2 separate regions of the Homo sapiens genome follow, and region 2 is linked to region 1. A link is a contact called in ENCODE Hi-C or POLR2A ChIA-PET data. All regions are on one chromosome and are shown on one strand. Each heading gives the region's core, a stretch centred on a gene start or an enhancer-like site at or near the end of the contact. The rest is flanking DNA. Distances are from core to core; before and after follow the strand shown.

What was found. Hi-C counts contacts between places; a loop is a spot of excess contacts on that map. ChIA-PET counts read pairs that join two places held with the same protein, here RNA polymerase II (POLR2A). Pooled maps may share reads with other maps.
Region 2: a loop to region 1 is called in a map of Caco-2, with 14 times the contacts of the local background. The contact joins the promoter of RTF2 here to the promoter of MC3R in region 1. A Hi-C loop is called at or near these places in 1 of 168 maps with a recorded cell type or tissue (Caco-2) and 4 of 50 pooled maps. POLR2A ChIA-PET finds 5 or more read pairs at or near these places in 1 of 52 experiments (OCI-LY7).

What each region holds. Positions count from the first base shown.
Region 1 is chr20:56,245,209-56,250,606 of GRCh38, forward strand. MC3R (melanocortin 3 receptor) reads left to right here and starts at 3,524. Exons shown (of 1, transcript NM_019888.3): 1 at 3,524-4,607. The coding sequence starts at 3,636. The coding sequence ends at 4,607. RefSeq lists a silencer at 2,925-2,994.
Region 2 is chr20:56,466,961-56,472,285 of GRCh38, forward strand. RTF2 (replication termination factor 2) reads left to right here and starts at 1,667. Exons shown (of 9, transcript NM_016407.5): 1 at 1,667-1,806. The coding sequence starts at 1,738.

The sequences.
Region 1 (5,398 bases), core at 2,274-4,773:
GTATTATTAGTAGAGGAGACAGGGTTTTGCCATGTTGGCCAGGCTGGTCTTAAACTCCTGACCTCAGGTGATCCACCTGCCTCAGCCTCCCAAAGTGCTAGGATTACAGGCATGAGCCACCATGCCTGGCCCACTTTTTTTTTCTCTTGTTGCTTGTGCTTTTGAGAGTGGGGAAGGAGTACTGAACCCTGTCAGCTTGTCAGCAAGGAGAAAGGGTGGTAAATTAGTGTATGAAATTTAAGAAAAGCTGTAAAAAATAGTTGACATTTAAGCTGGATCTTGAAGAATAAGGAGGGTATACCAGTCACAAAATTGAGGAAGAGCTTTTCAGGCAAAGAGACCACCTGGGTTCATTATCTCCTAGAATAAGAATCTCCTTGTTACATTTATTATAACTGATTCAAAACAGACACCCCCACATATGCCAACAACATACGGTAAACACTGACAGAGACTGTCATGTCCTACAATTGTTATTAATAAAGCCAATTCATTCATGCAAGATTCAGTTAAAACGTAATGCTGCATCTGTGCAACTCCCCCAGGAAAGTGGGAAGTAGTGTTTGGAGAAGACCAAATAAACACTCATGAGTGATGATGATACCTCTGAGGACACAGATTTTAAGTACTAGGTCCCAGCTGCTCTCTTTGAAGGATGCACACGACCAGAGAATGAAAGCAGGAAAAGGTGGTCAGTGCTCAGCACGTGCCAAGCACAGAGCAGGAAAAGACCTAGTAGATAATGAATGGTCCCTGCCTTATAGTCTAGCTTTACATGTATGACTCATGCCCTTGAAACCACAGACTGGATGTGACCCTGAGGGTAAGAGAAGTTCCCAAAAGGATTAAGAATGTGTTTTTTTCCAACCTAGAAGAATGGTGGCTTGGCATCAGAAATTAAGTCGTTCTGTTGAAAATAAACAGAAGTGGAAATGTATATTCAGGGCAACTTAAACTCATGCTCTTGACAAAATATTTTTTTAAAAAAAGCAAATAAACAAAAGTATTTCTCATGCCCCTCAGTTCATAGACAGAAACTCATACCAACAGGCTTTTTTTTTATTTTAGTAAGAACTGCCAAATGGTGAAACTATTCACAAACACTAGAAATGCATGAGAGTGTCCTCCCGATATTCTTACCTGAATTTTGCATCTTTTTATCTCTTGTCAATCTAGCTGGGAAAACGATATTAAAATCTCATTTTGACTGGCATTTCCCCAACTTCCTAGATGGCTTCACATCTTTTCATGTTTATTAACCATTTGCATCTTCTCTTCAGTAAATTATTATTTATATCCTTTGCCCAATTTTCTTAGGGGTAATTTATCTTTTTCTAGTTAATGTGAAAGTAGTCTTTGTATGTAAGAGATAGTAACTTTACCTATAGCAAATATTTTCATTCTGTTTTTCTTTTAACTTAGTTCAGGGTGTTTTTCCATACTAAATTTTGGATTGCTCATCTTGCTTAAGATCTTTCCACCCCAAGGATCCTAAGTTTTCTTCTATTTCCATATGCATATTTTTAATATTTCTCACACCTACACACACATACATAGTTACATGGAGAGATGGATCATTAATTCACCTAGAATGTGCGTGTGTGTGTGTGTGTGTGTGTGTGTGTGTGTGTGTAGGGATGAGAAGACTCAGTGTTTTCTGAGTTCATATGATCTACATGGGGAATCAGATCTAACATGGACCAAGTGTTAAACCATACTTCCAAGAACAACACTACATTAGTAGGCCACCTGCTAACTTCTGCCTTTCACATTTTCCAGCTTAAAACATCTCCATCCTCCCCATTATGTAAGAAAGAAGTACAGGTGTTTCTGACTGCTCCCTCTCCCATGATCCCATAACCCATCAGTTCTGAAGCTGCATTATCCAACCTTCTGAATCTCTCTGACCACCCTCCAAGTCTTCCAAGTCCCCATGGCCACTCCCTTGCTCCAGGCCACCATCATCTCACCCTGGGTCTTTGCAACACCCTCTGCCCCGGACTCCCTGGCCTACATGCTCAGTCTGTCTAATTCATTCTCCACCCTGCAACCAGGAATATTTCTAAAATGCAGACCCCATCTCATTCCTGCCCTACCTATGTTTCTTCCACAGTCCCCATTGCTGTCAAGGTACTGTCCAAATTCTCACATCTGGCTGAGGCTGTCCTTCAGGATTCAGGCACCTCTCAACTTTTTAAGAAACTGTGCAGCCTCATTTCTCAGATTGTGTCTCCTATTTCCATGCTCTGACCAGAGCAGACTACTTTCAGCACTTTCAAAAGCCCAAGATTCTTTTTCAGTGGAGCTCAACTGTGACTATGCCCCAGCTCACCTGTCAAAAATTGCAAACACACTTGTTCAGGTCTTACACCTGGGTGATTCTGACTCCGCGGGTCAAATGGGATCTCCACATCCACAATCTGTGATGACTTCTATGGCCAGGGTGCTCTCTGCCTCCAGGCTGCAGACGTGTGATTCCCTCTGCCTGGAGTCCTCTTCTACCTCCTCCAGCTCCAGCCCCCACCCCACCACCCACCCCAAACTGGATATGACCTCTTCCTCCTTGAAGTCAAAGCATAGGTGCTCCTTCCTCCAGGAACTTTGACAGTCCGGGTTAGGGCTCTTCCTCTTTGCATCCCTGGTTTCCTGGACTTTCCTGATTCAAGCATTTATTGATTCCTCTTCTTCCACCCCAGACTCTGAGTTCGGGGAAGCCTGAGATAGTGGCTGTTGTCTTGCTCACCACTGTATTTCCTGCACTCAGCAGAGACCTGACACATAGTAGGCGCTCAATAAATGTTTGCTAAACAACAACAACAAATGAATGAACTAACAAATAAACAAACAAATGAACAGATGAGTGGATGCCTGTGGCAGTTTCCATGACAAACACAAAGGGCTAAGCCAAGCCAGCAAGCAGACAGCCGTGCGGCCTGCAGAGGGCACTAGTCTGCTTCTTAATCTCCCTGCAGAATCCTCAGGGCCAGGTACCTGCTGTCAGTCAGAGAGGTGCCCGATGCTCAGTGGTCATTCTGCTGCGCTGAAGATTAAGTAGGAGTTGTTTGCCCTTGGCCAATATGAAAAACCTGAGTGTTCTCCCTTCACTTCTAGCGACAAGTAACACATCCCCTGTCTTGCCATGAAAAGAGCTGTAACTGTAGCAGCCGGTGGCAGGTTTTCTGTTCCCAGGTGGGGAAGTGAGGAGAGACAAACAGAGGGGTGAGAGGGAGACAGAAGGAAGACAGCTGGTAAGAGACCCTATGGTGTATTTTTTCTATGTAAACAAGATAAAAACTGCTCCTCCTGGAACAGCAAAGTTCTCCCTATGTCTCCAAGCTACAAACTTGCATGCTAGCTACTAACTAGCTACTCTCCCTCTCTCTCTCTCTTCCCCCTTCGCTCTTTCTCTCTGTGTGTATGTCTCTCTCTCTCTCTGTCTCTTCCTCCACCCTCTCTCACTATCTGTCTCTCTACCCTCCCCATCCTTTTATTCTAGAGGAGAATAAACTCTAAGGCCAGATTGAATGAGCATCCAAAAGACGTATCTGGAGGGAGATTTTGTCTTTCCTGTGAGCAGCAGCAGCTTCCTACGGACCCTGCTGGAGCCCCAGCTCGGATCAGCCCTTCTGACAGCAATGAATGCTTCGTGCTGCCTGCCCTCTGTTCAGCCAACACTGCCTAATGGCTCGGAGCACCTCCAAGCCCCTTTCTTCAGCAACCAGAGCAGCAGCGCCTTCTGTGAGCAGGTCTTCATCAAGCCCGAGGTTTTCCTGTCTCTGGGCATCGTCAGTCTGCTGGAAAACATCCTGGTTATCCTGGCCGTGGTCAGGAACGGCAACCTGCACTCCCCGATGTACTTCTTTCTCTGCAGCCTGGCGGTGGCCGACATGCTGGTAAGTGTGTCCAATGCCCTGGAGACCATCATGATCGCCATCGTCCACAGCGACTACCTGACCTTCGAGGACCAGTTTATCCAGCACATGGACAACATCTTCGACTCCATGATCTGCATCTCCCTGGTGGCCTCCATCTGCAACCTCCTGGCCATCGCCGTCGACAGGTACGTCACCATCTTTTACGCGCTCCGCTACCACAGCATCATGACCGTGAGGAAGGCCCTCACCTTGATCGTGGCCATCTGGGTCTGCTGCGGCGTCTGTGGCGTGGTGTTCATCGTCTACTCGGAGAGCAAAATGGTCATTGTGTGCCTCATCACCATGTTCTTCGCCATGATGCTCCTCATGGGCACCCTCTACGTGCACATGTTCCTCTTTGCGCGGCTGCACGTCAAGCGCATAGCAGCACTGCCACCTGCCGACGGGGTGGCCCCACAGCAACACTCATGCATGAAGGGGGCAGTCACCATCACCATTCTCCTGGGCGTGTTCATCTTCTGCTGGGCCCCCTTCTTCCTCCACCTGGTCCTCATCATCACCTGCCCCACCAACCCCTACTGCATCTGCTACACTGCCCACTTCAACACCTACCTGGTCCTCATCATGTGCAACTCCGTCATCGACCCACTCATCTACGCTTTCCGGAGCCTGGAATTGCGCAACACCTTTAGGGAGATTCTCTGTGGCTGCAACGGCATGAACTTGGGATAGGATGCAGGGCCATGGAAATGATCATCAGTCGGGTCACTTTTGACTTTCCATCCACGTGAGGTGTTTAGAAAGAAAAATATATATACTTAGAAAATATAAAAATGTGTTAACAGCCATGATTGTACTTGTCGTTTGTTTTTAAGTTTACAAAGCCTTTTAAAGGGGAAAATTGGTGAACAACAGATTCTCTGAAAGGATTCCAAGATGGGTAAGTCACAAACTCTGATTTCCCAAATAGTCACTGGGAGAAATCAGCGAAGGCTTCTCTGCATGCTCTCTGCACTCATTTCCAAACACCCAGGGTGTGCGACGCCTGTCTGCTCATCTGCTCCACACCCACGTCTTCATGCTCCAGGCCAGACCAGACTGAAGGATTCTCATGAACAATAAGGGTGGTTCAGATCTCTTGCAAGCAAACCTGTTACAGCTACGACCTCCTGCTGCCAGCTACACGGAGAGATAGCTTTGCACTTATAACTCCGTAGGAGACTGAGTTCTACTCTATTATTCTATTTACAGTTAGACAATTGTCTCTTTGTGAAAGGAGCAATGCTATGCCGTTTTCCCCTTTTCTTACCCCCATATCCCTTCAGTTGTCCCCACCCCCAAAGGTAGCATGAGGATGTAACCCACTTCTATTTTTCTGTTGTTGTGTTGGTGTGTGTTGTTGTTTTGTTTTTATGGATTAAATCTAAGACAACCTTCAAAACTCTAACGAAAGAGAGAAAGTGCTTTGGACAATCAGAATATACTTGTGTACGTGTATTTTGATACCTTGCTATTTTAAGGTA
Region 2 (5,325 bases), core at 417-2,916, 220 kb after region 1:
GGCCATCACGGTGAAGCCCCGTCTCTACTAAAAATACAAAAATTAGCCCAGCATGGTGGCGGGCGCCTGTAATCTCAGCGACTGGGGAGGCTGAAGCAGGAGAATCGCTTTGATCCTGGGAGGTTGAGGTTGCAGTGAGCCGAGATCACATCACTGCACTCCAGTCTGGGCAACAGATCGAGACTCTGTCTAAAACAAAACAAAACAAAATGAAGTCCCTACCCTCATAGAGCTTACAGTTATTGTGGTTAGCATAGAAATAAATCATAAATCAATCAGAGACCAACTAATTAAAGGGATTATTTTTTAAAATTCTCATTAATCACAGTAACAAGTACCCCAAGCTTACATATAGCCCTTGAAGTTTCCACATCCACGTATTTTCTGGGCAACTCTTCCCAAGTAAAAAATATTTTCAGCGTTTTTATGTTTCACGTAGGTCAATAGGGTAATATCCAATCATAAAGATCTGCCTTCTTGGCAATGGAGAAATTTTCCCATCATATATATGTACAAATACATACATACATACATACATACATATTAATGACAGAGTCTTGCTCTGTTGCCTAGGCTGGAGTGCAGTGGCATAATCATAAGCTCACTGCAACCTTGAATTCCTGGGCTCAGGCAATCCTTCCTACCCCCTCAGCCTCCGGAGCCGCTAGGACTACAAAAGCTTACCACAACGCCTGGCTAATTTTTCTTTTTCTTTCAAGATGGTGTCTCACCATGTTGTCCAGGCTGACCTGGAACTCCTGGGCTCAGGTGCTCCTCCCGTCTCGGCCTCCCAAAGTGCTGGGATTATAGGCACTTTCCCATAATATTTATAATAATTAAAGGAACAAACAGAGAGATAGACAATCGCCTAAGAGCAGACAGACAATCATGAATTTTTAGCAAGGGATTTGTGTTCTTATAGATAAAATACAGCCTGACTCTTGGAACGGGCATGGCAACATCAGTGTATATTTTATAAGAACTATTATATCGTCTATTAATGATACTTGATTGTTAATAAAATTTTTTTAGCCTGGGCTTCAGGAAACTGTGAATGAAATACACACACGCACAAACTGTATGCAAAATTTCACACACATGCCATCTACAATATGCATGGCAACACCAGAAAGTTCCAGGCCTTAAGGGAGGGTCTTACTTCCTAGAATCTGTTGTAACATCACTTCACAAGATTTGTTGTGAGTGCTTGAGTCACAGTTGGCGCTCAAGAAAGATGCGTTCTCCTTTTAAACACAAAAATGTCCATTGATACAGCAGATTCCGTTCATAGGCATCCTTAATCGCAGAAACAGGAGGGCGGCCCTTTTCCTCAAGGCGCTCTCAGTCCAGGGATGTGCCCGCTCCGCAGCCACACAAGCTGGCGTGGGATAGGGTCAAAGAGCGGTGGATGCGCACGGGCCGCCCACGCCCTCGCTGCCCTCCCGGAGCGTGGGCGAGTGATTCCGATTGTGCAGCAGAAACCCAGGGTCTCACGGGAACGAGGAAACCCGCCCACGCCCAGCCTCCAAGCGACGCTCTCCATGACAACCGGCACTTGGTAACGGCCTCGCCCTGCCCCGCTACGCCGCGCCTAGCGTGCCGCCCCGCCCCGCCCCGCTACGCCACGACCAGCGTGCTGCGTCACGGCGGTGCGCCGGAAGTGGCTGCGGATTTCGCCGGAAATCCCGGAAGTGACAGCTTTGGGGGTTTGCTGCTGGCTCTGACTCCCGTCCTGCGATGGGTTGCGACGGGGGAACAATCCCCAAGAGGCATGAACTGGTGAAGGGGCCGAAGAAGGTTGAGAAGGTCAGTGATGTGGGCCGGCTCTTGGCGACCGGGGGTGGTGGGAATTTGACGACCCCAGAAAACGAGAGGAAGTAAGAAGGGGGAGCCAGCGGAGTTCCAGACCTGGCTGCGGTCTTTTATTCCATTCAGAGGACTCAAAATTAACAACAGTATTAAGAGTGGACATTCAATGGGTGCTGACTATTGCCATTCACTGGACAGTAATCTTAACAGGGGGTATCTCATGTAATTATCACAATAGCCCTATAGCTACATACTGTTGTCCTCATTTTCAGACATGGAAGTTGAGGCTCAAAAGGAGAAATTTGCAAAGCTAGTAAATGGCAGAGCCAGGATTTGAACCCTACCTGCGACTAGTAGCAATAATACAAATACCTAGTGTATACTGAGTTTTGTATACACTAACTTCATTTGCTCAGAGAAGCCTTCCCAAACTGTTCCCTTACCACATCCTTTTATAAACTGTCTTAGCCTGCACACGGCTGTACGTGGTTGATTTGTATCAAGTCTTCCCCGCTAGACGGTAAGTTCCTGATAGCAGAGGCTGTACCCTTTTTTTCTCTGCAACTAGCATGGTTCCTGGCACACTAAATATTTCGAATAAACAAATGAGTGAATAATCCCTGATCTCACAAGTAATCGAGGAAATTATAATAATTTCTTTGCTACTGACGGGGACATTGAGTCCAGGGATATTAAGGTGACTAAGATCACACAGCTGGTAGGTAGTGAAGCCAGGATTCCCATCCACTTATTTGGGATTTCAAAGTTAGCACAAGTAATTACTTTTTAATGATAAAATATTTGTAAAGCACCTAGTAGAGACTTCTTTACAAAAATATTTGTAAAGCACACGTGGAGACTTCATGTATTCTGATTCAGGAGCTGGAGAGCTTGTTTAAAAGGTAAACCCCTTAAGTCACTATTGTATTTGAAGCATTCCAGTGGCTTCCCATCACATTAAGAATAAAATCTCGTCAGACCCTTGAGCAGACCTTGCCTATGTTTCTGACCTCATCTTCTGCCCCTCTCCACCTCTTTCATACTGTTCTAGCTAAACAGGCCTCTTGTTCTTCAACCTGGAGTGTGAGTTCATCAATCTGAAATACTCTTCACTGAGATTGTCACATGATGAGTTTCTTTACTTCATTCAGTTTTTTACTCAAATGTCATCTGTCCACTGTAACTGAAATGTGCCTCACTTCCAATATTCTCTCTTCTCTTCTTAACAGTGCCTACCACTGTGTTGTTTATTGTCTCTTTCCCACGTAGACAGGAACCTTGTGTGTCTTACCTCTGTAACCCCTACCATGTGTCAGCCACATAATAGACACCTAATAAGTATGTGTGAATATGGGAATGAATGAATACCCAAGAGGATGAAGTGTACCCTCTGATCATACGTACATGTAAACAGGCGAATGCTGGATAATTAGCATTCATGAGTGGTTTTTTGGCTTTCACCAAAAAAGTGTTTAGCTCAGTTTTGTTTTCTTGTGCCCAGGGCTGAAAAGGAGTAGCTTAATGAAAGGCTTGACAAGAAACAGGTGTCGGAAGAGGGTAGAAAAGAAGGAAGAGCGATTCAAAAAAGCCAGAATGCCTAGGCAGGATGGATTTTTATTATAACTATTCACACAACAAATGCTTAATAAGTGGTTACCATATATACATTGTTGTAGGCCCCAGGGATATAGCAGTGAACAAGGCAGAGTCTAGCCCTGGTGGAGCTTACATTTCGGATCAATATTGTGAAATCTGCCCTGGTTCCTAACGCAGAGCACCTAAATTCCTTGTAATTTCCTGGGTGACGGGATCATCTTTTGTTCTAATAAGGCAATTATTGGTGGGCTCCTGGATGGGGCCTGGTCACCAGAAACACCAAGCCAAGATTAGAAGCCTGGAACTTTCAGCCCCACCTCACCCCCATCCTTCAGGGAGGAGAAGAGGAATTGGACATGGAGTTAATAATCCATCATGCCTACGTGGTGGGGTCTCCATAAAGATCCCTGAAGTTGAGGGTTTGGAGATTTTCTGGGTTGCCGACAACATCCACATGCCAGGAGAGTTACCCCAACTCCATGAGGACAGCCCTGCACTTGGGACCCTTCCAGATTACTTCTTTATCTGGCTATTTATTTGTATCCTTTAAAATGTATTTGTAATAAATCAGCAATGGTAACTAAACTCTTTCCCCATATCTGTGAGACACTAGCAAATCATCAAACTGGGCGGGGGGATCGTGGTAGCCTTTGATTTATAGACAGTCAGAAGTGCAGGTGACAACTTGAACTTGTGATTGGCATCTAAAGTCGGGGTAGGGACAGTATTATGGGACTGAGCCCTTAACCTTTGGGATCTGAGGCCATATCCAAATAGGTGGTATCAGAATTGAGTTTAATTGTAAGACACCTGGCTGCTATCAGAGAATTGGTTGGTGTGGGGAAAATCCCATACATTTTGTCCGAAGTGTTCTGGAAGTATTGAGTGTTGTGAGTGAAAGTATAGAAAAAACACTTGTCTGGCCAGGCGCGGTGGCTCACGCCTGTAATCCCAGCACTTTGGGAGGCTGAAGCAGGCGGATCATGAGGTCAGGAGATCGAGACCATCCTGGCTAACACAGTGAAACCCTGTCTCCACTAAAAATACAAAAAAGTTGCCGGGCATGGTGGCAGGTGCCTGTAGTCCCAGCTACTCGGGAGGCTGAGGCAGGAGAATGGCGTGAACCCAGGAGGCAGAGCTTGCAGTGAGCCAAGATAGCGCCACTGCACTCCAGCCTGGGCGACAGAGCAAGACTCCGTCTCAAAAAAAAACAAAACAAAACAAAACCACTTGTACTTGTCTTTCCAGTACAGATATGTAAAAACTTAAAAGAAGAAAGACCCTAGGAAAGAAGAGAGACCCTGGTAAACACATTTTTTACTGCTTTTTCGGGGGAAACAATTTTCAAAGCCCTGGATAAGGAGTGATTTGTCACTTTTCTCCCTGTCCCCAACTCTCTGAGGTGCTTTTTGAATATAACCTAATCTCTTGGTGCCTCACTTTCCTCATCTTCAAAAGTAAAAATACTAACTCATAGAGTTTTTCTGAGGATTAAAAAGTTATGGAAACTGCTTAGCACAGTGCCTGGCACACAGTAAGCACTTAAGCAGTTTTTACTTTAAAAATTAAATTCAGAGGGCCAGGTGTGTTGGCTTACGCCTGTAAACTCAGCCCTTTGGGAGATCGAGGCAGGAGAATCACTTGAGCTCAGCAGTTGGAGAACAGCCTGGGCAACACAGGGAGACCTCTTAACAAAAATAAAATAAAATTAGCTGGGAATTGGCGCTTGCTTGTAGTCCTAGCTACTTGGGAGGCTAAGGGGGAGGATTGCTTGAGCCCAGGAGAATTGAGGCTGCAGTGAGCTGTGATTGTGCCACTGCAGCCCAGTCTGGGCAACAGAGCAAGACCCTGTCTCAAAAAATAAATTAATAAAATAAATTCAGCAGGATTGTTTTTGTCTTCTTTTTTTCTTTTCTCTTC